Regions from separate parts of the Homo sapiens genome. Here regions 1 and 3 are each linked to region 2. A link is an interaction called in ENCODE POLR2A ChIA-PET data of the cell type or tissue named here. Cell type or tissue: K562. All regions are shown on one strand. Links, peaks and the distances in the headings refer to the core of each region. The heading gives the core; the rest is flanking DNA.

The links. ChIA-PET counts read pairs that join two places held together with the same protein. Peaks named below come from ENCODE experiments on the same cell type or tissue, not always from the same donor. Only the 100,000 strongest peaks of a DNase experiment are listed, where the experiment ranks them.
Region 1: POLR2A ChIA-PET joins it to region 2 with 5 read pairs; 19 of 35 experiments call an interaction of 5 or more read pairs at or near these places.
Region 3: POLR2A ChIA-PET joins it to region 2 with 6 read pairs; 7 of 35 experiments call an interaction of 5 or more read pairs at or near these places.

Annotation. Positions count from the first base shown.
Region 1 is chr3:23,844,980-23,855,252 of GRCh38, forward strand. The region is part of intron 3 of UBE2E1 (ubiquitin conjugating enzyme E2 E1); the gene reads left to right. Among named protein-coding and RNA genes, the nearest start is that of UBE2E1-AS1, 43 kb to the left of the region's middle. In K562, for the core only: no CTCF peak of the experiment used is centred there; no DNase peak of the experiment used is centred there.
Region 2 is chr3:23,920,314-23,930,586 of GRCh38, forward strand. RPL15 (ribosomal protein L15) reads left to right here. Exons shown (of 4, transcript NM_002948.5): 4 at 1-676. It also overlaps a transcript of NKIRAS1 not described here. Among named protein-coding and RNA genes, the nearest start is that of RPL15, 8.3 kb to the left of the region's middle. In K562, for the core only: no CTCF peak of the experiment used is centred there; a DNase peak (open chromatin) is centred at 3,738.
Region 3 is chr3:23,768,480-23,778,752 of GRCh38, forward strand. No RefSeq gene overlaps it. Among named protein-coding and RNA genes, the nearest start is that of UBE2E1, 32 kb to the right of the region's middle. In K562, for the core only: no CTCF peak of the experiment used is centred there; no DNase peak of the experiment used is centred there; H3K27me3 peaks cover 1,701 bases.

The sequences.
Region 1 (10,273 bases), core at 2,266-6,265, 75 kb before region 2:
AAGATGGGATTGTTCATAGATGGTATAGGGAAATTGACTCACCACAAGGAGGTAAATAAAACCGGATTCCTACTTAATACCATATATGAAGGTAGACTAGGTAGATTAAAAGCTCACATGTGAAATTTTAAAACTATACAATGAAGAAAGAAAATGCGACCCACAGGCCAGGAAGGATTTCCTAAGTGTAGCTTCAAAATCACAAATCTTGACAATAAACTAAAGCAAATTTTATGTGAAATTAAAATTTTCTTCTTAATGGACAGGATATTTTCTTCTTTTTACCTCAAGATCTGTGTGTCTGGCAGAATGCATTGCACACTCTTCAGGAGTGGGGAGGCTGAATTGGCTATGCACATATATACTCTCTTGATAGAAGGAAGAAAGCCTCTGTTTACCAAGTTGCCCCCATTTTATTTAGCAATGAAATTGTAAGCCACATGACAATTCCCTTTTTCTAAGCATATGTAGGAGTAGAGTGTAGATCAGTGTTTTCTGAATATATTGTCTGTATCAGAATTACTTGAGGCAGTTGTTAAAAATGGAAATTCCTCTTTTGTCCATCTCCCCACTGTTTTGGTTTCTCTCTCTCTCTCTCTCTCTCTCTCTCTGTGTGTGTGTGTGTGTGTGTGTGTGTATGTGTGTGTATGTATATATATAATTTTTCTTTTTAAACAAAACCTCTCTAGGGTGGAGTTTGGCAAAGTTATTTAGCAGAAGTCCAAGTAGTAAATATTCTAGGCGTCATAGGCCATTTGATCTCTGTTAGAACCGTTCAACTCTACCCATAGTACAAAAGCAGCCATATACAATTCATAAATGAAAAAATGTGGTTGTGTTCCAATACAGCTTTATTACGGACACCGATTTCAATTTAATAATTCAATATAAAATTTATTAATAGTTTTCACGTGTCATAAAATACTAGTTTTCTTTAGATTTTTTTAATCACTTAAAAATGTGAAAACCTTTCTTAACTAGTAGACCAAACAGAAACAGGTTGAGGGCCTGATTTGGCCCATGTGAGTCATAGTTTGCCAACTCTTGCTCCTTAGGCAACTAAGGTTTTCAAACCAGTGCCCTAGCTTATCTGATAGTTAACTGTCATTCTCTGTATTATTTGGGAAAAGTTCTTACATCAGTAACATGAATTTTCAGTACCTGTAAGAGAAAGTAGTTCTTAATGGTCAGGAAGGGATAATTAAATAAATGTCTTACATAAATCTAGTTTAAGGTAAATGTAATGTTGAAACATTTGGTTTTTTAAATTCCTTTTAAGCCTATTCAAGAGTGGGTAATAGAGCTGGGTGCAGTGGCCCATTCCTGTAGTCCTAGCTACTTGGGAGGCTTGAGGTAGGAGGATTGCTTGAGGCTAGGAGTTTGAGTTCAGCCTGGGCAACATGGCAAGGCCACAGTCTCTTAAAAAAGAGAATGGGGCCAGGTGCAGTGGCTTGCACCTGTAATCCCAGCACTTTGGGAGGCCGAGGTGGGCAGATCACCTGAGGTCAGGAGTTTGAAACCAGCTGGCCAACATGGTGAAACCCCATCTTTACTAAAAATACAAAATTTATCCGGGTATGGTGGCACATGCCTGTGGTCCCAGCTACTCGGGAGGCTGAGGCCCGGCAATCACTTGAACCCAGGGGGCGGAGGCTGCAGTGAGCTGAGATCGTGCCACTGCACTGCAGCCTGGGCGACAGAGCGAGACTCCATCTCATCAAAAAAAAAAAAAAAAAAAAGGGAATGGGTAATAGAGATGGAAAATGGAATGTTTAAGCTGTATTTAATAAGTCTTGGAGTATACCATTTGAGATGGAATTGTTAAAGATGGGACATAGAGAAACAGTCTTTTTAACTGCCTATAGTAAAAATAGCTAGGTGTTTAGCTACTTTTTTTTTTCTTTTTAAATCGATTTATCAAGATGAATAAATAGCTGCTATCTTGAAATATTCTAAGGGCAGGGGCCAGGTAGGCTGTGCGAGGTCAATATGTTAATCATGTTATTACACGTTTTAAGAAGATAAGCTAATTCTTGAAACTCACCAAAGAGGAATTCATTGTACAAAAGAATATAGTTTATCCCTAAATTTGATGGAATGGTCTTTGATTGATGTTATAAGAAGAATAGACTTATTTTCCCTTTGGTTCATCAGTAGGGCGATCATATAATTACTAATAATTACATCAGGGCAGTAGGCATAAACCAAGATTGTCTTGGGCAAACCAGGACATGTAGTGATCTTATACACCAGTCACATATAGTACTTTTAATATAAAGGGTAGATAAGTCTTTTAACTTCCTAGATGAAAAGAAGACATCCATTAATGTCATGACATCAGTAGTACGTAGTGAAAAGAGCATTTTCAAAGAAAAAAGGTGATAAACATTAGTATGATAACTATGACTGAAATGAAGCTTATTTTTACACCCTTAAGGGTAGAAATACCCTGTGGTATTAATAGTTTTAAAAATATATTTCATATCTGTGTGTGTACATGTACTTTAAATTTTTTTTTTTTTTTTTTTTTTTTGAGACAGAGTCTCGCTCTGTCACCCAGGCTGGAGTGCAGTGGTGCGATCTCAGCTCACTGCAAGCTCCGTCTCCCAGGTTCATGCCATTCTCTTGCCTCAGCCTCCCGAGTAGCTGGGACTACAGGTGCCCACCACCACACTCGGCTAATTTTTTCTAATTTTTATTAGAGACGGGGTTTCACCGTGTTAGCCAGGATGGTCTCGATCTTCTGACCTCGTGATCCACCCACCTCGGCCTCCCAAAGTGCTGGGATTACAGGCATGAGCCACCATGCTCAGCCTTAAAATTGTTATTTGGAAATAATGCACGTGATAGACAACTCAAAACAGTAGAAAGGGATATATAGAAAAAGTAAGTTTTCCCATTTCCAGCCCCAAAGGCAATAGCTGTTATCAGTTTCTTGTGCATCCTGTGTGAATTACTTTAGATATACTTAATCTATAATAATAGATTATACACCCCTTTCCCCTACCTCCTTTTTTAAATAAACACAAATGGTAACTTGCTGTAAACACTGTTCTGTACCTTGGTTTTTTAACTTCAGATATCTTGGACTTTCCCCAGTGTTTTCACAATAAACCTGTGCAGTAATTTCCTTATTTACAAATGAAGAAAGTCAGGCTCAGAGTTTAAAGTAACTTGCTTTAAGGAAAAACGTATATTAAATATCTAGGCTGGGCGTAATAGCTGATGCCTGTAATCACAGCACTTTGGGAGGCCAAGGCGGATGGATCACTTGAGGTCAGGAGTTTGAGACCAGCCTGGCCAACATGATGAAACCTTGTCTCTCTTAAAAATACAAAAATTAGCTGGGTGTGGTGGCCACATGCTTGTAATTCCACCTTCTTGGGATGCTGAGGCAGGAGAATCACCTGAACTCGGAAGATGGAGGTTGCAGTGAGCTGAGATCGTGCCCCTGCACTCCAGCCTGCGTAGCAGAGTGAGACTCTGTCTCAAAAAAAAAAAAACAAAAAACAAAAAACTTTAGCTAAGCAGGTACTTAGTAAATGTTAGTTTCCATCACGTTCTCTTACCCAAATATGTCCTTATGCTTAATAAGCTTGGAGGAAGATAATCACAATTTTAGAAAAAAAAATACAATATACTTAAATGCCCACATAATGTGATATAATCAGTAACTACCCTGACAGTTCAGATATGGGAGAAATCAAGTGGTTTGGTTGGGGAAAACTTCATAGAAGAATATAGAGAGATTAGGAAAGAATTTAAACAGAAGGCCAAAAGGGAGGGCATCTAAGAAAGGAAGAGGGAATAGCATTAGCAAGAAAGTCCTAACTGGAATCAAAGGGGGAGAGGTGTTGGTAAGCCAAGGGGGCCTAATAAGCAGTGAAGACCATGAGTTCATGTGGTCTTTAGTGAGTGGCTTCTTTCACTTAGTACAGTGTTCTCAAGGTTCATCCATGTTGTGTCATGTATCAGTACTTGATTTCTTTTTATGGCTGAATAATACATATTTCATTGTAGGGATATACCATGTTTATCCATATGGTGGACATTTGGTTGTTTCCACCTTCAGCTGTTAAAATAATGTTGCCATGAACATTCATGTGCAAGTTTTTGCATGGCTATATTTTATTTTATTTTTTTAGGAACCTGGGAGTGGTTTTGCTGGGTCAGATGTTAATGATTATGTTTAACATTTTGAGGAGCTGCAAAACTGTTTTCCTAAGTGCATTGTTTTACATTCCCATCTAGCCAGTTCCCATCTTGCTATTATCCATGGTTTTTATTGTAGTTAGCCTAGTGAGTGTGAAGTGTTGTTTCATTGTGTCTTTGATTTTCTTTCTTTTTAAAAAAATTTTTAAATTTCTTTTTGAATTTTACTTTAAGTTTTGGGATACATGTGCAGAATGTGCAGGTTTGTTACATAGGTATACATGTGCCATGGTGATTTGCTGCACCTATCAACCTGTCATCTAGGTTTTAAGCCCCTCATACATTAGGTGTTTGTTCTAATGCTCTCCCTCCCCTTACCCCTCACCCTCTGACAGGCCCTAGTGTGTGATGTTTCCCTCCCTGTGTCCATGTGTTTTCATTGCTCATCTCCCACTTATTTGTGAGAACATGCAGTGTTTGGTTTTCTGTTCCTGTGTTAATTTGCAGAGGATGATGGTTTCCAGCTTCATCCATGTTGCTGCAAATAACATGAACTGATTCTTTTTTATGGCTGCATAGTATTCCATGGTGTATATGTGCCACGTTTTCTTTATCCAGTCTATCATTGATGGGAATTTGGGTTGGTTCCAAGCCTTTGGTATTGTAAATAGTGCTGCAATAAACGTATGTGTGCAGTGTCTTTATAGTAGAATTATTTATAATCCTTTGGATATATACCCAGTAATGGAATTGCTGGGTCAAATGGTATTTCTGGCTCTAGATCCTTGAGGAATTGCCACACTGTCTCCAACAATGGTGTGTCTTTGATTTTCATTTTTAAAAAATGACATTCAGAATTGTATTTTTCTAATAGCAATGATGTTGAACATCTTTTTCATGTGATTATTGGGTATCTTCATTGGATCAAAATTGACATATTCTCATTGGAAAAATGTCTTTTAGATATTTTGCCTGTTTTATTAATAAAATTCAGGCTTTTTAATGGCTGAATTTTAAAAGTTCTTATTTATCTATCTAATATATCAATCTATTAAGACAAGGTTTCACTATATTGCCCAGGCTGGTATTGAACTCCTGGCCTCAAGTGATTCTCCTGCCTCAGCCTCCCAAAGTGCTGGGATTACACGTGTGAGCCACTGTGCCTGGCCATTAAAAATTATTTTTATTCCAGATAAAAGTACTTTATTAGATACATGATTTACAAGTGTTTTCTACCCTGTCTGTGGGTTGTCTTTTTATTTTCTTGATGGTATTGCTTGCAGTACAAAAGTTTGTGGTTTCAATGAAGTCCAGTTTACCTATTTTTCTTTTGTTGCATGTGTTTTGGAATTGTATTTAAGAAACCATTATCTACTCCTCTTTATTATTATTATTATTTTTTTTTGAGATAGGGTCTTGTTCAGTCACCAGAGCAGTGGTGCAATCCTAGCTCACTGCAGCCTCAAACTCCTGAGCTCAGGTGATGGTCCTGCCTCAGCCAAGTAGCTGGGACTACATGCATGCACCACTGCATCCGGCACACCTGATTGTTTTTTTTTTTTTTTTTTTTGAGATAGGGTCTCTTTCTGTCACCCATGCCAGAGCTGTGGCATGATCATGGCTGTCTGCAGCCTCAGGCTCAAGCAGTCCTCCCACCTCAGCCTCTCCAGTAGCAGGGACTACAGATGTGCGCCACCACACCCAGCTTTTTTTTTTTTTTTTTTTTTTTAAGAGACAGGGTTTTGCCGTGTTGCCCGTTGCCCAGATTGGTCTTGAATTCCTGGGCCCAAGCAGTTTACCTGCCTCAGCCTCCCAAAGTGCTGGGATTACAGGCATGAGCCACCATGCCCAGCCTATTCCTATATTTTCTTCTAAGAGTTTCATACTTTTAGTTTTTCGATTTGGATCAGTAATCCATTTTGAGTTAATTTTTGTGTGTGGTGTGAAGAAGGGTTCAGTTTCATTTTTTTGTTTGTGGCTATTCTTTTGTTCCCAACACCATTTGATAAAAAAGACTATTCTGTCTCCATTGAGCTGATTTGGCACTCTTGTCAAAAATCAATTTACCTGTAAATGTAAGAGTTTATTTCTGGGCTCTTAATTAGGTTCCATTGATCTTTGTATCTATCCTTTTGCTGGTACTACGATGTCTTAATTTCTGTGGCTTCATAGTAAGTTTTGAAATTGAGAAGGAAGTCCTCTAGCTTCGTTCTTTTTAAAGATTGTTTGGCTATTCTATGTTCCTTGCATTTCCATATGAATTTTAGGATCCGCTTGTCAATTTCTGTTTTTCATTTTGTTTTTTTTTAAACAGTCCAGCTGGGGTTTTTACAGGGTTTATGTTGAATCTGTACACCAGTTTGAGAAGTATTCCCATATTAATTTTAGGCTGGGTACAGTGGCTCATGCCTACTATATTCCCAGCACTTTGAGAGACCAAGGTGGAAAGATCACTTGAGGCCAGGAGTTTGAGATGAGCCTGATTAACAAAGTGAGACCCTCTTCTCTATAAAGAATAAAATAAGCCAGCCATGGTGGTGCACATCTGTAGTGCCAGCTAGTCAAGAGGCTGAGGTGGGAAGATCAGTTGAGCCCAGGAGTTCGAGGCTGCAGTGATTGCACCACTGCACTTCAGCCTGGGTGACAGAGACCCTGTCTCTAAAAAATAAAAAAAAAATTAAAATTCAGATCTGTACAGTTTGGATGTTTGTCCCCTCCAAATCCTGTGTTGAAATGTGATCCCCAGCATTGGAGGTGGGGCCTGGTGGGAGGTGTTTGGGTCACAGGGACAGACCCTTCATGTATGGCTTGGTGCTGCTCTCACGGTAATGAGTGAGTTTTCACTTGCTTTGTTCATGCAAGATCTCATTGTTTAAACAATGTCTGGGACCTCCCCACTCTCTCATGCTCCCTTTCCTGTCATGTCACATGCCTGCTCTCCCTTCATCTTCTGCCATGAGTGGAAGCTTCCTGAGGCCTCACCAGAAGCAGATGCTGGCACTATGCTTCTTGTACAACCTGGAGAACCATGAGCTAAATAAACCTTTTTTCTTTATAAATTACCTAGCCTTAGATACTCCTTTATAGCAACACAAAATGGACTAACACATGATTCATGAACATTAAATGTCTTTTCAGTTATTTATATTTCCCTTAATTTATTTCAATGATGGTTTTTAGTCTGCAGTGTACATATTTTATGCTTATGTTAAATTTATTCTTATGTATTTTACTCAGATACTATTGTAAATTTGAATTTTTAAAAATTACATTTTCTGATTACTCACGGGTAGTATATAGCGATGGTTGGTTTTTGTGTATTAATTTTGTATCCTACAGCTTTGTTCAGCTTGTTTATTGGTCCTAAGAGCTTTTTAGTGGATTTGAGTTTTCTCTCTACAAGATCATGTCATCTGCAAATACAGATCGTGTTACTTCTTTTCCAATCTGAATACTTTTTATTTCTCTTTTTTCTTTTTTTGAGACAGGGTCTCACTTTGTCATCCAGACTGGAGTGCAGTGGTGCAATCTCAACTCAGTGCAGCCATGACCTTCTGGGCTCAAGCGATCCTCCCACCTCAGCCTCCCCAGTAGCTGGGACTTACAGGCACGTGCCACTGCACCCAGCACACCCAGCTAGGTTTTTGTATTTTTGTAGAGCAGGGGTCTCACCATGTTGCCCAGGCTGGTCACGAACTCCTGGGTTCAAGTGATCCTCCCACCTTGGCGTCCCAGAGTGCTAGGATTATGGGCATGAGCCACCATGCCCAGCCTTATTTTGTTTTGTTTTTTTTTTTGTTTTGAGATGGAGTTTCACTCTTGTTACCCAGGCTGGAATGCAATGGCATGATCTCGGCTCACCACAACTTACGCCTCCTGAGTTCAAGTGATTCTCCTGCCTCAGCCTCCCAAGTAGCTGGGATTACAGGCATGCGGCACCACACCCAGCTAATTTTATTTTTTGTTGGTCAGGCTGGTCTCGAACTCCCAACCTCAGGTGATCTGCCCACCTTGGCCTCCCAGAGTGCTGGGATTACAGGCGTGAGCCACCGCGCCCAGCTGCCTTATTTCTTTTTCTTGCTGTAATTCACCTGGCTACAACTTCCAGTAAAATATTGAATAGAAGTAGTAAGGGTATCAAGTTCTTTTGCTCTGAAAAAAATGAAAAATAAAATAAGTAGTAGTGAGGGTGGACATGTTTGTCTTGTTCCTCATCTTAGTCCTCAGAAATCATTTTCTTGTCACCATTAAGTATGGTGTTGGCTGTGGGTTTATCATTAGTGTCTGTTTAAGAGCCAAGCATTTTAATTTTGATGAAGCCCAGTTTGTCAGTTTTTTCTTGTGTGATTCATGCTTTTGTCTCCTCAGAAATCTGCCTACCCAAAGATTACAAAGATTTTTCTTCTGTTGTTTTTTTTTAATATAAGTTTTATGGTTTTAGCTGTTAAATTTAGGTCTCTTCATTTCTGTTCACAATTCAGTCTTTAAATGCATATAGGAGAGTTGGAGGGGAGAGGAGACACTTGTCCCTCTTAACTTGTTTCTTGGTAATGAGTGAATTGGTGAAAATAACTACATGTACACCTGTAGTCTTGCTTTGTACAGGTTTTGCATTTGGTAGTCTGCCAGTGCTCAAAAATTCCTGGTGGTGGTTTTTCAGGGATACCACCCAGTGACCATCTGTGGTGGTCATATGTTATTTGTTCACCCAACATCCCCCTGGGGTACCAACACTCCTCATTTTATAATAATTCGTTTTATCCACATGGTTCAAGTGGGTCTTTTTTTACCCTCCAGTGGTGATAGGCTGACCCAAGCCCAGGCCCATCAGAATGCTTTATCTTGGTCAGGCATGGTGGCTCATGCCTGTAATCCCAGCACTTTGGGAGACCGAGGTGCATGGATCACCTGAGGTCAGGAGTTTGAGACCAGTCTGGCCAACATGGCGAAACCCCACGTCTACTAAAAATAGAAAAATTAACCGATTGTGGTAGTGCATGCCTATAGTCCCAGCTACTCGGGAGGCTGAGGCAGGAGAATCGCTTGAACCTGAGAGGCAGAGGTTGCAGTGAGCCAAAATTGTGCCTGGGCAACAGAGAGAGACTCAGTCTCAAAAAAAAAAAAAAAAAAAAGCTTTATGCATCTACCCACAGTGATTGGTTCAGAGAGGGTATTTAACTTAATCTGAACTGATGAGAGATATACCAAAGTATTTGGGAGGGATGTTTTTAAAGCTTACCTCTTTTCCTGAGATATATTATCTTTTCCAAGCTATCCTATGTGGAGAGCCAGTCTCAAAATGAAGTCAACCCAAAATTGAGGGGTTAGTGAGAAACTCTTAATGACACTGTCTGTCCCTTCGGGTCCATCCTTGGCCTGAAGCCTTCTCATGGCCTTTTTGATGATGTGGGCCAGTTTATCTTTTGGCCCAGGCTCTTTTGAGTCAGGTATCTATACTTGTAACAGAAAAAGCCCTAACTAATAAGCTATTAGTCTTCTTGAATAAATTTTTAATATGTAGGAGTTACAAATACATTAGGCTCTGTCTTATTAATGGACAGTAAAAGGACAATAACTTTTGTGTGTGCTCTTGGAAGTAGCAGCTCCTTGTGGCTTTAAAGAAATTCTGTTAAATACGTAGGATTATGATACTGTTTTGTGGAAGGCTGAATTTAAGTCCTAAGGTTACATGAGAATTCACTGAGAAGCATATCTTTAAATGTCTGCTTTTAATGAAGATATAGATTAATTATTCACTTGACAAACTTGTTGGTATTTTATGGGAGAATTCAGTGCATATAGAGGCTTCAAAAGGCAGATTGTCCACTGACAGGTTAGGATTCTCAAGTGTAATTTTTTATTACTTTAGAGCCGTAATTATTTTGTGAGAGACAGTATCTTTGAATTAAAATGAGAAATGTTTTTCAACTTAGAGATTCAACTCATTTCAGGGATGTGTTTAATCCAAAAATAGAGAGTTCATTATGTAGTGGTGAAATTAAAACATTTATTAAAAGCAGTCTTTGGGTTTAAGTAGGTAGATCTCAAAAGTGTCTTTTTCCTTCTTATTGGTTAACTAAGGGACACAAATACACAACCTTCTCTAGGAAACACTTCTACC
Region 2 (10,273 bases), core at 2,034-6,033:
TTAAAAACATCTTGGGTTACCCACTCTGTCCACTCCCATAGGCTACAGAAAAAGTCACAAGCGCATGGTTTCCAACCATATGTGTTTTCTGCAGTTATTTCTCTTGTTCTGGCCAAACAACCCTAAAAATCCTTACCATTCCACAAAGTTGGACCATCACTTGTGCACCCACTTTGACTATGAGTATACCACCACATTGCATTTCTGTTTGCACCATGTCTTCCAGGAGACTAGACTACTGTTGTCCAGGGTCAATTTGAGTGTAAAGAAAATGTAGACAAGGAATTGCCCAATTTTAAATTCTGACTTTGCTGACTTAATTTAAATGCTCGTTCTGAACCAATTTTCTCCTATCTTCTCTAGGGGTTTCAAAAGACTCAGTTAATTGATTTCCAGGAAGTACTCATAGCAAGTTCATAAAAGTTCTTGAGACCTAAATTTCTTCACAAAAAAAGAAAAGATCTTAAGTCATACATTTTAATTGTGTAGAGGTTGTTCAACTGAAGGAATAAATGTCTATTAAACTAAAACAAATGGACCTTCTGTTATTTTTTGTCATCTTACAGTGCTAATGTACTTTAAAGCAAACCAAATGCCCTAACCAGCAAAAAGGCATCAAAATGTGATTATAGAAATAATATAATTTGAGATAGCATAAAATGTACTTATTCTCTCAGTTCTTTGATCATTGCATGAATTAGGTTTTTATCTAAAACTGTTCAGCTGGGTGTGGTGGCTCAGGCCTGTAATCCTGGCACTTTGGGAGACAAGCTGGAGGATTTGTTGAGGCCAGCCTGGGCAGCATAGTGAGACCTAAAAACAAAAAAAATCCTTAAACATGACTAATTTGGGAAGGAGAGAAAGGGTTCGGGCCAAAGGTCAGCATTGTCTCTACAAGAAAACCTTGTTCCTGTCCTTGCTACCCAACAGTTTTATCTCCACACAGTAGTCCAAGGGATCCTATTAAATTGATCATGGCACTCCCGTGCAAAAAAATCAAAAGTCCTCATGATAGCTTTCATGATCTTCCCACTTTATGTGTGACCTCATGTCCTACTGCAGTCCACACCCCAGGCTCCTTGCTGTTTGTTCTTCAAATACACCAAACACTTCCTAATGCCTTTATGATGGGAAAGCTTTACTCCAATATTAAGGGTCACTTTATTAGCTATACCCTGACCGCCCCACAAGCTGTTCCCATTTGCTTTACTATTTCTATATTGGCATGTAATTCACACAGCAACATTGATTATTGAGTTTTTTTTTTTTTTTTTTTTTTTCCAGATGGAGTCTCACTCTCACTCAGGTGGGAGTGCAGTGGGGCAATCACGGCTCACTGCAACCTCTGTCTCCCGGGTTTGAGCAATTCTTCTGCCTCGGCCTCCCAAATAGCCAGGACTACAGGCGCACACTGCCATGCCCAGCTAAGTTTTGTATTTTTAGTAGAGACTGGGTTTCACTATGTTGGCCAGGCTGGTCTCGAACTCCTGACCTCAAGTGATCCACCTGCCTTGGCCTCCCAAAGTGCTGGGATTACAGGCGTGAGCCACCACCCCCAGCCCAATTTTTATTTTTTGTACAGACAGGATCTCACTATGTTGCCCAGGTTGGTCTCAAACTACTGGCCTCAAGCAATCCTGCCTTGGCCTCCCAAAGTGCTGGAATTATAGGAATGAGCCACCACACCGGGCCCAAATTTACTTTAGTAATAACAACAATTGGCTGGGTGCGGTGGCTCACGCCTGCAATCCCAACACTTTCGGTAACCAAGGTGGGCTTGAGCTCATGAGTTAGAGAGCAGCCTGAGCAACGTGGTGAGAGCCCATCTCACAAAAAATAACAAATCAGCTGGGCATGGTGTTGCACGCCTGTAGTCTCCGAAATCACACCACTGCACTCCCATCTTGGGTGATAGAGCCAGAACTTGTCTCAAAAATAACAATTGGTTTCTTACAATCCCAAAAGGTGCAGTTACTAGTATTAATCCTTTTTTGCCAATGAGGAAACACAAAGATGAAGCAACTTGCTCAAAGTCATACAGTGACAGTCTGAATTCAAATCCTATACACTTAAAGTTTATTTGTTTTGTTTTGGTTTTTTTTGAGATGGAGTCTCACTGTGTCGCAAGGCTGGAGTGCAGTGGCACGATCTCAGCTCACTGCAACCCGGGTTCAAGCGATTCTCCTGCCTCAGCCTCCCGAGTAGCTGGGACTACAGGCACGCACCACCACACCCAGCTAATTTTTGTATTTTTAGTAGAGACGGTTTCACCATGTTGGCCAGGATGGTCTCGAGCTCCTGACCTCAGGTGATCCTCCCGCCTTGGCCTCCCAAAGTGCCGGGATTACAGGTGTCAGCCACTGCACGTGGCCAACTTAAAGTTTTTGATAGATAATACATTAACGTTAAAAATTCAAAAGATAAGTATAGGCTCTACAGTACAAACCCTTCTGCCTCCTAGTTCCTCTCCCTGGAGGCAAGGTGATCAGTTTAACAATATTTTTTTATTTTGAGACAGGGTCTCACTGTTGCCCAGGCTGGAGTGTAGTGGCGCGTTCACAACTTACTGTAGCCTCAACCTCCTGGCTCAAGCAATCCTCCCACCTCAGCCTGTCGAGTAGCTGGAACCACAGGTGCACACCACCATGCCAGGCTAATTTTTGTATTTTTTGTAGAGACAGGGTTTCACCATGTTGTTCAGGCTGGTCTCAAAGTCCTGGGCTCAAGCAATCTTCCTGTCTCTGCTTCCCAAAGTGCTGGGATTACAGATGTGGGCCACGGTGCCTGGCCTACATATGTATTTTTTCCTTTTCTTCCCCAAGTGGTAGGATATGATACACATTGTTGATTTTTTTGTTTAGTTATGTATCTCAGAGCTTATTCTTTATCAGCTCATGAGGAACTTCATTTTTTTTTTTTTTTTTGAGATGTAGTTTTGCTCTTATAGCCCAGGTTGGAGTACAGTAACACAATCTTGGCTCGCAGCAACTTCTGCCTCCCAGGTTCAAGCGATTCTCCTGCCTCAGCCTCCGAGTAGCTAGGATTACAGGTGCCTGCCACTACATCCAGCTATTTTTGTATTTTCAGTAGAGACGGGGTTTCACCATTTTGGCCAAGCTGGTCTCGAACTCCTGACCTCAGGTGATCCGCCCATCTCAGCCTCCCAAAGTAGTGGGATTACAGGCATGAGCAACCGTGCCCGGCTGGAACTTCATTCTTTTGGTATAACTGCATGGTATCCCATCATGTGGATGTACCATGATTCATTGGATGTGGACCCTCCTGATGGACATTTAAATTTCTTCCAATCTGTTGCTATTACAAAAAGAAAAATGTGTGCATACATCTTTATTCATCTGTAGAATAAATTCTTAGAAGTAGAATGGCAGAGTTAAAAATTGTATGTATATAATTTTTTATAGATATTGCCAAATTGTCTTCCATAAAAGTTGAACCAATTTTCACTACCACCAGCAAAGTAGGAGAGGACTTGTTTATCCACACCCTCTTTAATGTATGTAATCAAATTTTGGGATATCTGCCAGTCTGTTAGGGGGAAATGATACTCTTCTCTACTTTTATTTTGCATTCTGAGTGTGGCAGAGGCAAAGCTATGTGCATACCATAGCTTTTTCTCCCCCTGAAAACACAACTAAACTACATTGTTTTCCTGGCCTCTCATGCATTTAGGTTGGGGTCATATTACTTCCCTCCAAGAAAAACAACAGTTGGTATGCCTCCTCCACACTTCCCACAACTGTGGAAGCCAGTGATCCAGATAGCATAGCTATTAATACAAGATGGGTGAAAGCTGCTCAACCGCATCAGACAGCATGAGTGGTAAGATTTTATTGTGTCAAACGACTGCATTAGTTGTGTTTTGTTATTATGGCAGCATAGCCTAGCTTAGCCCTAACTAATTCAATAAATAAAGTTGAGCATTATTTGTACATTTAAAAGCGTTTTTTATGTTTGCTTTACAGTGGCTTTCCACTTTTCTATCAGAGAATCCCCCCTCCCTTATGTACCATGCTATATTAATAAATTGGAAGGAGCTGCTAGCTCATTTCTCCTATGCTTCATAATTTTTCTGCTCATGAGATTCTTATTTTTTGAGACGAGTCTCTGTCACCCAGGCTGGAGTACAGTAGCACGATCTCAGCTCACTGCAACCTCCACCTTCTGGGTTCAAGTGATTTTCATGCCTCAGCCTCCCAAGTAGCTGGGATTACAGGTGTGCGCCACTACTAATTTTTTTGTACTTTTAGTAGAGGCGGGTTTGCACCATGTTTGCCAGGCTGGTCTATTACCCCTGATCTCAGGTGATCTGCGCCCGTCTTGGCCTCCCAAAGTGCTGGGATTACAGGAATAAGCCACCAAGCCTGGCCCTGCTCATAAGATTCTTGAAGGTAACTTTATGTAGAATAAATTCTTCAAATTTCAACTGTTCATTTTCGCCTTTCAATTCTAAGTTCTGATTTCATCTTTAAGTTCTGAAATTCCTAAACCAAATTAGTAGCTATATTGTATCAGGCAGACTAAATGAGGCAACAGTAATAGCCTCCAAATTTCAGTGGCTTAAAATAATAAAGATTTGTTTCTTGATCATACTTCATGTATGTTAAAGATTGTTCTCACTCTAGAATCCAGACTGTTAGAACAGACACTATCTGGAACATTGCGAGGTGTCCATGGCAGAGGGCAAAGAGCATGGCGTAGAACACCCTAACCTGTAAAGCTTCTGCTCAGGTTGTCCCATGGCTACTCCTGGGTTCAAAGGGTGGGGAAGTGATATCTTCCAGTGCTTGGAAGGAGAGAGAGAATCAAATATTTGTGAACAGCTCTAATGTCTACCACATACACTAATCCATTTCGTTTCTCTTTAGTCTTTGTACCCATTTGAAGTATTATGGAAAACAGCTAGTATACCAAGGAGAAAGCAGGAACCAGCGCAGTCCACACTGGTAGAGAGAGTATTTTGTCACTGACATTGCTTAGCATTGCCAGAATATGATGATGTTGAAAAAGAACATACTGAGACTGGGCTTGGTGGCTCACACCTGTAATCCTAGCACATTGGAAGGCCGAGGCAGGCGGATTGCTTGAGCTCAGGAGTTTGAGACCAGCCTGGGCAAGATGGCGAAACCCGTCTCTATTAAAAATACAAAAAATTAGCTGGGCACAGTGGCATGCGCCTGTGGTTCCAGCTACTCAGGAGGCTAAGGTGGGAGAATCACCTGAGCTTGGGAAGTTGAAGCTGCGGTGAGCCAAGACTGCGCCACTGCACTTCAGCCTGGTTGACAGAGTAAGACTCTGTCTCAAAAAAATAAATAAATAAATAAATAAATGTACTTTTACTCAGTTTTTGTTGTTTTACAATTCTCCTACAGACAATGCATTCCCTTATTGAGTTAATTCATTTGGTAAAATATGGTTATCTGCATACAACTCTGCAACCAATTCATTTGACACTTTATTATGTGATAGCTTCCTTGCTGTATACCCACAAATATTCACTGAAAAATACTTTAGCTGTATGCTTTTCAATATGATAGCCACTAGCCATCTGTGACTTTTAAAATTTAAATAGGATTTAAAAGTCAGTTCTCCAGTCATATTAGTTACATTTCAAATGCTCAGTGGGCACATTGGCTACCACGTTGGACAGCACAGAAAATATTTTGACCATCACAGAAATTTCTGTTGTATAGTGCCAATTTATTTATTTTTATTTTTATTTATTTATTTATTTTTTGAGACAGCGTCTTGCTCTGTCGCCCAGGCTGGAGTGCAGTGGCACAATCTTGGCTCACTGTAACCTCTGCCTCCCAGGTTCAAGCAATTCTCCCTGCCTCAGCCTCCCAAGTAGCTGGGATTACAGGCACCCGCCACCACGCCCAGCTAATTTTTGTGTTTTTAGTAGAGACAGGGTTTCGCCGTGTTGGCCAGGCTGGTCTCAAACGCCTGACCTTAGGTGATCCACCTGCCTTGGACTCCCAAAGTGCTGGGATTATAGGTATGAGCCATGGCGCCCGGCCATAGTACTGACTTAGACCCTTGAAATTCTTCTTTATTTCTTCTTCTTTCTTCTTCCTCCTCCTCCTTCCTCCTCCTCCTCTTGCTCCTCGTCCTCCTCTTCTCTCTTTTTTCTCTTCTTCCTCTTTCTCTCCTTCTCTTTCCTCTTCCTCTTCTTCCTCTTCTTTTTTTTTGTGTCATTCTCTAGTAGATGAAGATGAGGCATATGAAGTCTAGTTTTACCGTAAAAAGTTTGATGTATAGATTTCATATGAGAATAGTATTTGTTGCTATAGATATTTTAATTGTATAATTACCACTTCCTTTGTCAGGGCGATTTTAGGTTTTTAGAAGTTTTTGATAAGAGTTTTATCCCAATGGTACAAACTGTAGAAGAATGAACTGCTACAACACCTTTTCTAAGAAAAAAGGTTTTGGTCGAAAAAGACCTTTAGTTTTCCATTTGCTGCAATTTGGCTGCATCTTTTGCCAAACTGTTGGACCTTTGAAATCAGTTTTATAAATATTCATCATTCAGAGAAGAAACAATTCTTTGGATTTGTCCTAGAAGGATCAAGCTGGCCTGAAATACCAATAGGGGGTGACATGCACCAACAAGCTACACTTTGACCATCAGCTGCCCCAAACAGGATGAAATCCATGTCGCAGTTTTTAACCAAGCAACACTCTCCACAGCCCCAACATCATTCCAGTTCAGCCTTGGGAAGGCTGACTAGACATTTAGCTTCTCCATCGATTTTAGTTATTCTTATTAATGATGCAGTGAACATCATCACTATACATATAGTTTTCAACCTATTTTTATATAAGAAAAATAAACTGAAAATAAAGCCTTTTAGTATAAAATGCTGCTCAAGTTTTCTTTAGAAAAAGAAGAATCTGCTGCAAGGCTGAGTGCAGTGGCTCACGTCTGTAATCCCAGCACTTTGGGAGGCCAAGGTGGGAGGATCCCTTGAGGCCAGGAGTTCGAGACCAGTCCAGTCAACATAGTGAGGCCCCCATCTCTATATTTCTTAGTTGAGGAAAGAAAAAAAAACCTACTGCGAAGGTGCTATAGTTGGCTTGTGACATTAAACCTCATAATCAAAGCATTCAAACTTAACGAAATGCTGTAGCTGGAATGCACACTTCAGCTCACTCTGAAATCCTGGCAAACGGCAACTCACTCCTCCAAAACTGATGAAAGCATTTGATTTAATTGGCATGCTGTGAACATCTGAACTCATTTATTGGCAATTCTCATTGTCATTTGGAGAGAAGTTCATTATTTGGCAGTCCTAGTTAGTTAGAGACATTAACTGATGGATGATGTAATTATCAGTCATCAAATCACGAAACTTGTTTCTATGAGAGTGTAAACATACTATTTAGCTTCCCGAGGTTGATTATTAACTAAGCTAGGATGTTTTGCTTATCAAAAAGAAAGATTCAAAAAATGATCATCCAAGGCTGGGCATGGTGGCTCATACCTGTAATCCTAGAAATTTGGGAGGCCAAAGTGGGAGGACTGCTTGAGCCCAGGAGTTCCAGACCAGCCTGGGCAACATGGTGAGATCCTGTCTCTACAAAAGATTAAACAATTAGCCTGGTCTGGTGGTGCATGCCAGTAGTACCAGATATGCAGGAGGCTGAGGTGGAAGAATTGCTTGAGCCTGGGAAGTCGAAGCTACAGTGAGCCATGTTGGTGCCACTGCACTCCAGCCTAGGTAACAAAACAAGACACACTCTCTCTCCTCTCTCTCTCTACACACCACACACACACACACACACACACACACATACACACACACACAGTTCATCTGAGCCAGGAATGGTAGCCCACACCTGTAGTCTCAGCTACTCAAGAGGCTGAGGCAGGAGAACCCAGGAGGCAGAGGTTGCAGTGAGGCAAGATTGCACCACTGCACTCCAGCCTGGGCAACAGAGCAAGACTCTGTCTCAAAAATAAATAAATAAATAAATAAATAAATAAATAAATAAATAAATGTTATCATTTGAATACCATTAGTGCTTAGTAACTCTCCAATCCCCCATAACTCTTTGGTGAACTGACATTAAGTTTCTAAATATATAAAATGTAATTTACATTCTTAATTCTGATATGTGTCATGTTTGGCTTGTACAGAAAAATAAAGATCCTGTTGCATCTTGAAAAAAATGTTCATACTAATTTTTTTCCTAGAAACACTGTAATTTCAGATAATGCCATATGTGGAAGCTGACTCCAAGTCAAGATTTGTTTGCTAGTTTTTCATTACTGAAGTGCTTTTAGGAGAAACCGACAAGGGCATGAGGAAGTCAGACCAAAAAAACAGAAGCCTCAAAGTATGATTTAGGCTTAAAAAAAAAAAAAAAAAAAAGGCCGGGCGCTGTGACTCACACCTGTAATCCTAGCACTTTGGGAGGCCGAGAAGGGTGGATTGCCTGAGCTCAGGAGTACAAGACCTGCCTAGGCAACACGGTGAAGCCCCGTTTCTAATAAAATACAAAAAATTAGCCAGGTGTGGCGGTGTGCGCTGAGCCTGTAGTCCCAGCCACTTGGTAGGCTGAAGCAGGAGAATTGCTAGAACCCAGGAGGCAGAGGTTGCAGTGAACCGAGATCGTGCCACTGCGCTCCAGCCTGGGCGACAGAGCGAGACTCCATCTCTTTAAAAAAAAAAAAAAGAAAAGAAAAGAAAAGAAAATATATTTAAAACAAAAATTAAAATTAACTGTAAAAACCATGTTTTGTGCCAGGCGTGGTGGCTCATGCCTGTAATCCCAGCACTTTGGGAGGCTGAGAGGGGCAGACCACTTGAGGTCAGGAGTTCGAGACCAGCCCGGTCAACGTGGTAAAACCTCGTCTCTACTAAAAGTACAAAAAAATTAGCAGGGCATGGTGGCAGGCGCCTGTAATCCCAGCTACTCTGGAGGCCGACGTAGGAGAATGGCTTGAACCCAGGAGGCAGAGGTTGCAGTGAGCCGAGATTACACCACTGCATTCCAGCTTGGGCCACAGAGCAAGATTCCATCTCAAAAAATAAATAAATAAAATAAAAATAAAAACCATGTTTTGGACTACCTGAAAAAATTTGTTTATTTATTTATTTATTTTTGAGACAGGGTCTCGCTCTGTCACCCAGGCTGGAGAGCAGTGGCGTGATCTTAGCTCACTGCAACCTCTGCGTCTCCGGCTCAAGCGATCCTCCCACCTCAGCCTCCTGAGTAGTAGGGACTAGAGTTATGTGCCACCAGACCAGGCTAATTTTTTTTGTTGTTGTTGTTTTTGTTTTTGTAGAGAAAGGGTCTCCCCATGTTGCCCAGGCTGTTATCAAACTCCTGGACTCAAGTGATCCTCCTGCCTCAGCCTCTCAAAGTGCTGGGATTACAGACATGAGCCCCTGCACCCAACCTCTATGTTTCAATGTACTTAAAATTTGTGGGATGCCCAGACTTCTTTAACATAATACTAGCACATAAGAGATATTTTATTTTTGAATTACAGGAAATTTGGAAAATCTAGACAATAAAAAATTACCTGAATCCCATTACTCAGAGAGAACCATGTTATCATTTTGGTTTATTTTCTTCCAGTCTTTGTTTTTTTTAATTGGAAAAAATGATAGAATTTCTAGTTTTCATAATGATGGAATAAGTAATTGGTGGAATGGATAATCTGGACAAACACTCCAGGGACAACTAGAAAGGCAGGTCAAATTATAAGTACATAGAATATGTCATATATATTGAGTCTACTTAAAGGCATTGGAGAGCTAATAAGCAATGAAGAATTACAGAACCCAGATCTGGAAGAACATGGGGAATCCAGAGAGAGTGTCACATTGAGAGCTGCTTCATCCTGGGGGGTATTTGCTGATTCTAGAAGGGGTGGCTGAGTGCGTGAGAGGCTGAGCAACACCCTGACAGCCATGGCGGGCTAAAGGGATAAAGATGTAGTGGAATAAGCAGTGCAGGGGGAGGGTCCTGCTAAGCCCAGCACTTTGGGTTGGATTCCCTGCAATTCGTTCTCCCAAATGCAGCAAGGATGATGTGTCTGAAGCTAGTTACATCATGGCAGTGTTTTGCTTGAAACCCTCCATTGATTTTGAACCTCAGAATAAAAGATAAATAAGCCGCCAAAAAAAAGGACAAAAAATCTACACTATACAAACAGTTTTCAATCTTATTTTGGGGTTGAAAGGACCCACCATTCCCTTTTTATAATAGGAATTTACAATGCCCTCTTTACTATTATGAA
Region 3 (10,273 bases), core at 2,757-6,756, 150 kb before region 2:
ATAGTAGCACTGTTCATAATAGCCAAAAAGCAGAAACAACCCAAGTGCCCATCAACGGATGAATGAAAAAACAAAATAGGTACATTTGTACAATGAAATATTATTCAACTATAAAAAGGAATGAAGTATTGATGCATGCTACAGTGAGGATGGAACTCAAAAACATGTTAAGTAAAAAAAGCCAGACACAAAAGGCCCCATATTGCATGATTCCATTTATATGAAATACCCAGAATAGGTACATCCATAGAGATAGAAGATAGCTTGGCGGTTGCTAGGGACTCATGGGAAGGGGAAATGGGACATGACTGTTTAATAGGTCTGAGGTTTCCTTCTGGAGTTCGTAGAGGTGGTAGTTGCACCACATTGTGAATGTTTTTTGTTTTTTGTGTTTTTTTTGAGACGCATTCTCACTCTGTCACACAGATCGTGCAGTGGCGCGATCTTGGCTCATTGCAAGCTCTGCCTCCTGGGTTCATGCCATTCTCCTGCCTCAGCCTCCTGTGTAGCTGGGACTATAGGTGCCTGCCACCACGCCTAGGTTTTTGTATTTTTAGTAGAGACAGGGTTTCACCCTGTTAGCCAGGATGCTCTTGATCTCCTGACCTCGGGATCTGCCCGTCTCAGCCTCCCAAAGTGCTGGGATTACAGGCGTGAGCCACCACGCCCAGCCATGAATGTATTAAAGGTCACTGAATTGTACACTTTAAAATGGTGAATCTGACCAGGCATGGTGGCTCAAGCCTATAACCCAATACTTTGGGAGGCTAAGGTGGGAGGATTGCTTGGGGCCAGGAGTTTGAGTTCAGCCTAGGCAACACAGCAATACTCCCTCTCTATATAAAATAAAAATTTAAAAATTAGCCAGGTGTGGTGGCACGCACCTGTAGTCCCAGTTACTTAGGAGACTGAGATAGAAGGATCACTTGAGCCCAGGAGTTTGAAGTTCACATTCATATTCTCTTTCAACCATCAAAACTATTGTATGACATAGATATTATCCCCTTTTTACATACAAGGGTCCCAGTAAACCATGATCATGCCACTGTACTCTAGCCTGGGTGGCAGAGCAAGACTTTGTCTCTAAAAAATAAAATAAAATAATTAATTTTATCTTATGTGAATTTCACCTCAATTTCTTAAAACTGCACGTAGGGCCGGGTACAGTGGCTCATGCCTGTAATCCCCGCATTTTGGGAGGCTGAAGCGGGCGAATCACAAGGTCAGGAGTTCAAGACCAGCCTGGTCAACATAGTGAAAACTGTCTCTACTAAAAATACAAAAATTAGCAGGGCGTGGTGGCAGGCACCTGTAATCCCAGCTACTGGGGAGGCTGAGACAGGAGAATCGCTTGAACCCGGGAGGTGGAGGTTGCAGTGAGCCAATATCACTGCACTCTAGCTTGGGTGACAGAGCGAGACTCTGTCTCAAAAAGTAAAACTGCACTTAGACTTGTGGTAGTCTATGTTTGTTGAACCATTTATACCAACCAAATATTTCAGCATGTATACCCTAAAAACAAATACATTATCTCATATGGTTCTGGGAAAATGATCAAATTCAGAAAGTTGAACATTCATGCAATACTATGATTTAAGCTACAGTCCACATTCAAATTTTGCCAGTTTCTCAATGATGTTATTTAAAGCAATTTTCTGGCCAATTTAGAATCCAAGATCATAAAATACATTTAGGTGCCAAGCCTCTTCTTTAATCTGGAAGCACCTCTCAGTGTTTAAATGTTTTTTATTGATTTATTTTTTGTTCTTTCCTGACATTGCCATTTTTGAAGGGTACAGGCCTGTTGCTTTGCAAACTGTCTCTTCTTTTGGGTCTGTCTACTGTTTCCTCATGAGTAGAGTCAGGTTATGCATCTTTTGTAGGAATACCCCGGAATTGACACTGTCCTTCTTCATGCGTCACATCAATCTGTCCCATTAATGATTATGTCCACTTTAATCACTTGGATTAGGTGGTGTCTGCCAGGTTTCTCCACTGCAAAACTTTTTTTCCTCTTTGTACTTAACAATAGTGTATGCTGGCTAAAAAGGAGAAACCCCGTCTCTACTAAAAATACCAAAAAAAATTAGCCGATCGTGGTGGCGGGCGCCTGTAGTCCCAGCTACTCGGGAGGCTGAGGCAGGAGAATGGCGTAAGCTTGGGAGGCGGAGCTTGCAGTGAGCCGAGATTGCGCCACCGCACTCCAGCCTGGGCGACAGAGTGAGACTCCGTCTCAAAAAAAATAAATAAATAAAAATTAGAAAAAAAATAGTGTATGCTATTTCTAAGGTCTAACAAAACTAATTCATAAAATCATTTTTTTTGGTGCCAGCTGCTATTTTTATCACTCAGCCATTCATTCAATCTCTACCTAGTCCAGGGTGGACATAAAGCTATAGTGCATAGAATAGTCCTTGCCTTCAAAGAACTCATTGCTCTGTCAGGGAGCCAGGTTCTAAAGCCCCCAAACTCTGGAGTATCAAGTCTGTTCTTTATATTAGCTATGTTTTAAAGTCAATTCTGGCCAGGCGAGGGGACTCACACCTCTAATCCTGGCACTTTGGAAGGCCGAGGCGGGAGGATCACCTGAGGTCAGGAGCTCAAGATCAGCCTGGTCAACATGACAAAACCCCGTCTCTGCCAAAAATACAAAAATTAGCCGGCTGTGGTGGTGGGTGGCTGTAATCCCAGCTACTCGGGAGGCTGAGACAGGGGAGTTGCTCAAACCTGGGAGGCAGAGGTTGCAGTGAGCCAAGATTGCGCCACTGCACTCCAGCCTGGGTGACAGAGTGAGACTCCTTCTCAAATAAATAAATAAATTCTGTAAGCTGAATGCAAAAGAGAGCTGTATGAGAACCAAAGACAGAGCATAATCATGTTGGCCGTGAAAACCAAGCAGTTGTTAAACTCTCATAAACACTAGAGCTAATGAGTGTAGAATATTCCACTGGATTGAGCAAAGAGCTGAAATAATAACACATAGGCTCATGCACAGACTTTTGTTGTAAAACCTATTTCAATATTTTGTGCCTTTGGCATAATAATTGCTTTTTTTATAGTTTAATATTTTTAATAGACTGATTCTTGAATTGTTGGAATAAAACTTGAATTAAAAGGGATACTGAGAGAGTAATGATAAATAAGTACCCAACCTGGAGGCACAGTTAAGCTGCTGTTATGTGACTGCCAATGGACTTGTTTTCACTTATTCACTTTCCCTTGTGTGATTAATCTTTATTGTCCCCAGTGTGAATTGTCAAAAGGAGGGGGGGAAGCATACTGACAAAAATACATTTCTTGTGCAACTCCTAAGTATTTATCATACTGTGTTGCTTTATTAATTTTGAGTGCTGGGAAAATGGTAAAAATACAATGTAGAATTAAAGAATAACATATATATGTGTAAAATCTCAGATATTTGAAAAGATTATAGCCTCAGTTTCTAACAATTTTGCAGCAGTTTCTAATAAATGCACTGCACCATCATCGTTTCAGTGCCTTATCTAGAAGAGAACTGCATCCTCACCACCACATACCTGATGAAGACACAAGAGCAGGCAGCCCAGAGGAGGGTGGTCAGTGGGTATTTTAAGCCATTGCTTTTTTTTTTTGAGATGGAGTCTTGCTCTGTCGTCCAGGCTGGAGTGCAGTGGCGCAATCTTGGTTCACTGCAACCCCTGCCTCCCGGGTTCAAGCGATTCTCCTGCCTCAGCCTCCGGAGTAGCTGGTACTACAGGCACACGCCACCACACCCGGCTAATTTTTTGTATTTTTAGTAGAGACGGGGTTTCACCAGGTTGGCCAGTCTGTTCTTGAACTCCTGGCCTCAAGTGATCCACCTGCCTCGGCCTCCCAAAGTGCTGAGATTACAGGTGTGAGCAGCTGCGACCAGCCAAGTCATTGCTTTTTTTTTTTGAGATGGAGTTTCGCTCTTGTTGCCCAGGCTGGAGTGCAGTGGTACGATCTCAGCTCACTGCAATCTCCACCTTCCGGTTTCAAGCGATTCTCCTGCCTCAGCCTCCTGAGTAGCTGGGATTACAGGCACCCACCCCCATGGACAGCTAATTTTCATAGTTTTAGTAGAGACAGGGTTTCACTGTGTTGGCCAGGCTGGTCTCAAACCCCTGACCTTGTGATCCACCCACCTCAGCCTCCCAAAGTGCTGGGATTACAAGTGTGAGCCACCAAGCCCAGCCGTCATTGCTTTTTAAACTGAAAAAAAAAAAAAAATGCTTCTTCTTTGCTCTCAACCTGCTTTCTCAGGCCTGGTTACATTTTTTTTTTTTTTTTAGATAAAATAAAAAATTTTAATACTTCATTAAAAAAAATAAGCCTTTGGCACTCCTACGGCCTGGTTACATTTCTAGATCTGTTAGTTGTGATGTTGTTTTTTTAAAAATAGTAATTATTGAGCTAGGCATGGTGGCTCGTGCCTATAATCCCAGCTACTCAGGAGGCTGAGGTGAGGGGATTGCTGGAGGCTAGGTGTTTGGGGCTGCAGTGAGCTATGATTGTTCCATGATTGTTCCACTGTATTCCAGTTTGGGTGACACAGCGAGATCTTGTCTGTCTCCAGAAAAAAAGTCATCATTTTGTTTTGCTTAAGTAATGCATGTTTATCATAGAAAATGTAGACTGTAGCACATTAAAAGAAAAAAATTACTCATAAATCCCATCCAGAAACAATTATATATAAATAACTCTATATACAAAATTTTAAGGCATGTTGAGTTCCAGTTCCCTTTCATATGATAAAATATATGCAGATGGTCCCTGACTTATAATGATTCCACTTTTTTTTTTTTTTTTGAGACAGGGTCTCACTCTGTCCCCCAGGCTGGAATACAATGACATGATCATGGTTCACTGTAGCCTTGACTGCCTGGGCTCAAGCAATCCTCCAACCTCAGCATCCTGTGTAGCTGGGACTGCAGACACATATCACCATGCTTACCTATTTTTATTTTTTGTAGAGACAGGATCTCACTATGTTGCCCAGACCAGTCTCAAACTCCTGGGCTCAAGTATTCCTTCTGCCTCAGCCTCCCCAAGTGCTGAGATTATAGGTGTGAGCCACCAGGCACGGTCCACTTACTGGATTTTTTGACTTCAGGATGGTGTGAAAACAATAAGCATTCAGTAGAAACTTCAAATACCCATACAACCATTCTGTTTTTCACTTTCAATACACTATGCAATAAATTACATGGGGGCTGGGTGCGGCGGCTTATGCCTGTAATCCCAACACTTTGGGATGCCAAGGCGGGGGGATCACCTGAAGTCAGGAGTTTGAGACCAGCTTGGCCAATATGGTGAAACCCCGTCTCTACTAAAAATACAAAAATTAGCTGGGTGTGGTGGCATGTGTCTGTAATCCCAGCTACTCGAGAGGCTAAGTAAAGTAGGAGAATCGCTTGAACCCGGGAGGCGGAGGTTGCAGTGAGCCAAGATCACACCACTACACTTCAGCCTAGGAGACAGAGCAAGACTCCATCTCAAAATTAAAAAAAAAAAATTCCATGAAATATTCAACACTACTATAAAATAGGTTTTGGCCAGGCATGGTGGCTTATGCCTGTAATCCCAGCATTTTGTGCGGGCTGAAGAGGTAGGATTGCTTGAGCTGAGGAGTTCAAGACCAGGCTGGGCAACATAGGGAGACCCTATCTCTACAAAAATTAGCCAGGCATGGTAGCACACGTCTGTAGTTCTAGCTACTTCGAGAGGCTAAAGCAGAAGGATCGCTTGAGCACAGAAATTTGAGGCTGCAGTGAACTATGATTATACCACTTCACTCCAGCCTGGGTGACAGAGCAAGACTCTGTTTCTAAAAATAAATAAATAAGTAAATAATAACATAAAATAGGCTTTGTGTGAGATGATTTTGCCTAACAGTAGGCTAATGTAAGTGTTCTGAGCACATTTAAAGCAGGGTAGGCTAAGCTATGATGTTCAGTAAGTTAGGTGTATTAAACGCATTTTGACTTGCATTTTTGGCTTACATTTTTAATTTGCAATGGATTTGTCAGAATGTAACTCCATGATAAGTCAAGGAGAATCTGTATACAGTATAATACACACGTGTGTGTGCACACTCACATGACATTTAAGCCAAGTCTTTGTAAACTCTACTGTGAAGAAACTGCGAATCCCTACGGCAAATGTAAAGTCACCTCCATCCCTCCCCTGGCCAAACCTCTTTGCAGGTTATTTGAGACACAACTACTGGTGCGCTCTCTTGTTTGCAAGCAAAGACAGCTTTTTCTACTCTTTGATTTCCCAGTGTACAAATGAGGGGCTGGTCCCCCTGGGCCCTAAGCAGCACCCTCTCACAACTCAACTACTGGGCGGGTAGAAGTGTGCCAAGGCAGAAGACATATCTTGCCAGTTGCTACCCTGCATCTTTGACTTGCTGCATCTCAACTTAAAAGGTGACAGTGATATCTTCAACGTCCTCTGGACAAATGAAAACAAGCCACAAGCCTCTTTCTTTGGACCTATATGTTTGTGCTGTAGGCAAAAAGTCAGGAACTCCCAAGAAAATAAAAGAAATGGCAAAACTGCAAACAAAATCCTAGGGCAAAAACTGCTGAGTGGTTCCAGTAATAATAACCAGTATTTAACAAGTGCTGCTACAAGCTGCTCCTTATGCTGAGGACTTAGCAGGCCTTTATATATATATATATATATATCATCCTTCCTATGAGATAAAAACTATGATGACCTTACTTTTCAAAACAGTACATGAAGCTTCGAGAGTATAGCAGATGCTGCCATTGTTCTGCCCACATCCCTTTACCATTTTGGTGCACCCCAGGCCGGCTCCCAATGGCCATCCCCTGCGTCTCTGTGAGAGCTGCCTTTGCGCTTTGTCCATGAACATGACAGGCCAGAAGTGTCTGGGTCTTCACTGCCCCCTCAGGAAGCCCTTAACATGTGTCTGCCAGGTGTGGGGGTATATATATCCCAGCTCCCTCTCCACTTGGCTGGAATGATTGTAAGCTGTGTATTCTACTCTGTTTCCCAGAGTTTTCCTGAAGGTTTAAGCTTCAGCTGCCCATTGTGGTAGCTGGCTTTAAAATGCACCCTTATTAGCTTCCTTCCGTCCACCTTCCCTAATCCATTCCGTCACCTCCCTAATAATTGACTGCACTGAATCCTCATCTTAGGGTAGGAATCTGTCAGAGGTTCAACTAAAAGAAATGTTGAGCAACTTGCAATTTGGCCACACAGGCAGTAAATAGCTGAGCTAAGGTTGGAACTGTGAAAACTCTTTCCAAAGCCAATTCTCTTAACTATTTTTTTTTTTTTTTTTTTTTGAGATGGAGTCTTGCTCTGTCACGGAGGCTGGAGTGCAGTGACGCGATCTCGGCTCACTACAAGCTCCGCCTCCCGGGTTCACGCCATTCTCCAGCCTCAGCCTCCCGAGTAGCTGGGACTACAGGCGCCCGCCACCAGGCCCGGCTAATTTTTTGTATTTTTAGTAGAGACGAGGTTTCACCATGTTAGCCAGGATGGTCTCGACTTCCTGACCTCATATCCGCCAGCCTCAGCCTCTGAAAGTGCTGGGATTACAGGTGTGAGCCACAGCGCCCGGCTGCCAATTTTCATAACTTCTAAGAGGTATAACCGTCCCTGATTTGGGGGCTTCCATGGGGATCCTGAACTTTAGGCTGGCAGGGATTCAAAGAAGTCAGGGAGAAGGAAGTCGCTTTCTCAGGTACGGTTACAAAGGTTCCTCTGCTGAGCCCATAAAACTCACCACCACTTTCATGGCTACTCCAGCAAAGGAGACATTCCCCCTCAGCCCCCATGTCACACACTTGTCAGACCATACACTATCCTTCCATCTGTTAAACTAAGGTGGCTATACTGGCTTTTCAAACCTCACACTGCTGTATATAAACGCCCAGGCTCAGGCATGGGGTGGCCTGAGGCTCGTGCCTAGGCAGCTCACTCACAGCTCGGGACAGGAGCAAGGGCTGTCTTTGTTCCTGAGCAGCGTTCCTATTGCTGTGGCCTGGCAGAAGCACCTTGCCCTCCATGTGGCAGATGGGCAGAAAGTTTGGGCAGACTGTATGCCTGGCTCAAAGCCCCAGAAGGACACACAAATGTCTTTGTGGTGGACGCCAGGGCTGAACTGTGCCACAGAGAGCCTTGTGATATCTTTTAAAAAGGACGAGGCATCTTTCCTTTCAAAGGAAAACCCATGTTTCAGAACCACTAGGGAGTAAGTAGCCAGACAACATGAAATCATTATCCTTTGTCCCTCTGGGACTGAGTGTGAGGTTGCAAATTTCCCAAGGAAAGCATGTGATTTCTTTCTGTAAGGAGTGATTCATTTGAGAAAAGTCTACTTTGTTCTGCTAGTGTCAGGGAATTAGAATGAGCAGCCTGAACATATAAACCAGAGCAATGTCCCCTATGATCACACTGAAAAAAAAGAGCCCAAATCTTTAAAAACTTTGTGAAACAGGAGGGAGTAATGATGTTCAGAGTTTCCCGATGCAGACTCTTTTAAATATTTTAATGTTGCTTAACATAATGTCAACTTGATGCTTAAAAGTCAGATTTATATTCATTCTAAAGTGGCAATACATTGCTGCTGAGTTTTAACATTGTTAGCTTAGATTTGGAAAGAACCATTATTCCATTTTAAATTAAAATCTCACGTTAGCCCTCATTCTGAATCCACAGGTCCTTACTTAAAATCTGTTGTGCCAAACATGAGCCTGGTGTGAGCAGAAGGTAGCTTCATTTATTTTTCACGGTGGCTCATCTGGATTTGCAGGAAGGAACCAGGTCAGCATAGGGCAGTCAGCTGCCCTCCACCCAGAGGCCAGGATGCCACCTGGGAAGTTCTGAGGCAACACATCTTTAGGACAAACTTTAACTGAAGGGTACCTAGGCCCTCCTCTTGGGAAGAGGCCATGTCTTCATTACCTTGCCCCAAGTCCCAAGAAGTAAGACCACTTTCCTTTCCTCTCTCCCCCAGCACCATCCTCCCCAGCTCTTTTTTTTTTTTTTGCAACCTGGTTTGAACACACTATCTCCAGCTCTTGGGGTCTCCCCTCCTGTCAAGCCTGGTGCTACCTTCCCAGATTACCTTTCTTTATTGTCCTTGTAGAAAAGCCCATGAGCTCTTTCCATGTAATATTTTTACGATTTACTGCAGACAGACTGAAAGAAAGTCAACAAATATGGGAAAAAAGTTTTTTTAAAAAAATCATAAAATTGCAGAATGATTATTATAAGAATGAAAATGAGGTCATATAGAAAAAGTTTCCAACCCAAGAAAATAAAAGAATTGGTAGAGCCAGGCATGGTGGCTCATGCCTGTAATTCCAGCACTTTGGGTGGCTGAGGCGGGTGGATCGCTTGAGCTCATGAATTCAAGACTAGCCTGGGCAATATGGTGAAACCCCATCTCTACAAAAAATACAAAAAAAATTAGCCAGGTGTGTTAGTGCATGCCTGTGGTCCCAGCTACTCAGGAGGCTGAGATGGGAGGATCACTTGAGCCCAGGAGGCAGAGGTTGCAGTGAGCTGAGATCTTGCCACTGCACTCCAGCCTGGGCAATGGAGCCAGACTTTGTCTCAAAAAAAAAAAAAAAAAAAAAATGGTAGAATTGCAAAGGAAAGTCCTGGTGTGGGACATACTAAGCTGAGCTGTCTCAGTAATAATGGCCACCTCACAGTGTTCACACTCTAAGTGTCTAACTCAGCAGTGTGCAATAGAAATATAATGCCAACCACATATGTAGTAAAACTTTCTAGCAGCCACATTTTTAAAAAGTAAAAAAACACAGGTAAAATTTATTTTAATAACATGTCTTATTTAACCAGAAATGATCATTTCAACATGTAATCAATATAAAAAGTTAATAAGATAGCTTATGCTGTGGTTTGAATGTCCCCTCCAAAACTCATGTTAAAATTTAATTGCCAATGTAATGGTATCAGGAGGTGGGGATTTTAAGAGGTGATTGGGTTTCGAGGGCTCTGCCCTAGGATTAATGCAGTTAATTGTGGAAGTGGGTTAGTTATTTTGGAAGTGGGCTCCTGATAAAAGGATGAAGTTTAGCCCCCATCTCTCTCCCATGTGCTTGCTTTCCTTTCTACCATGATATGATTCAGCAAGAAGAATTTCACCAGATGCAATCCCTCAATCTTGGCCTTCTCAGCCTCCAGAACTGTGAGCCAAATAAACTTCTATTGTTTATAAATTACACAAATTACCCATTCTGTGGTATTCTATTACAGCAGCAGAAAA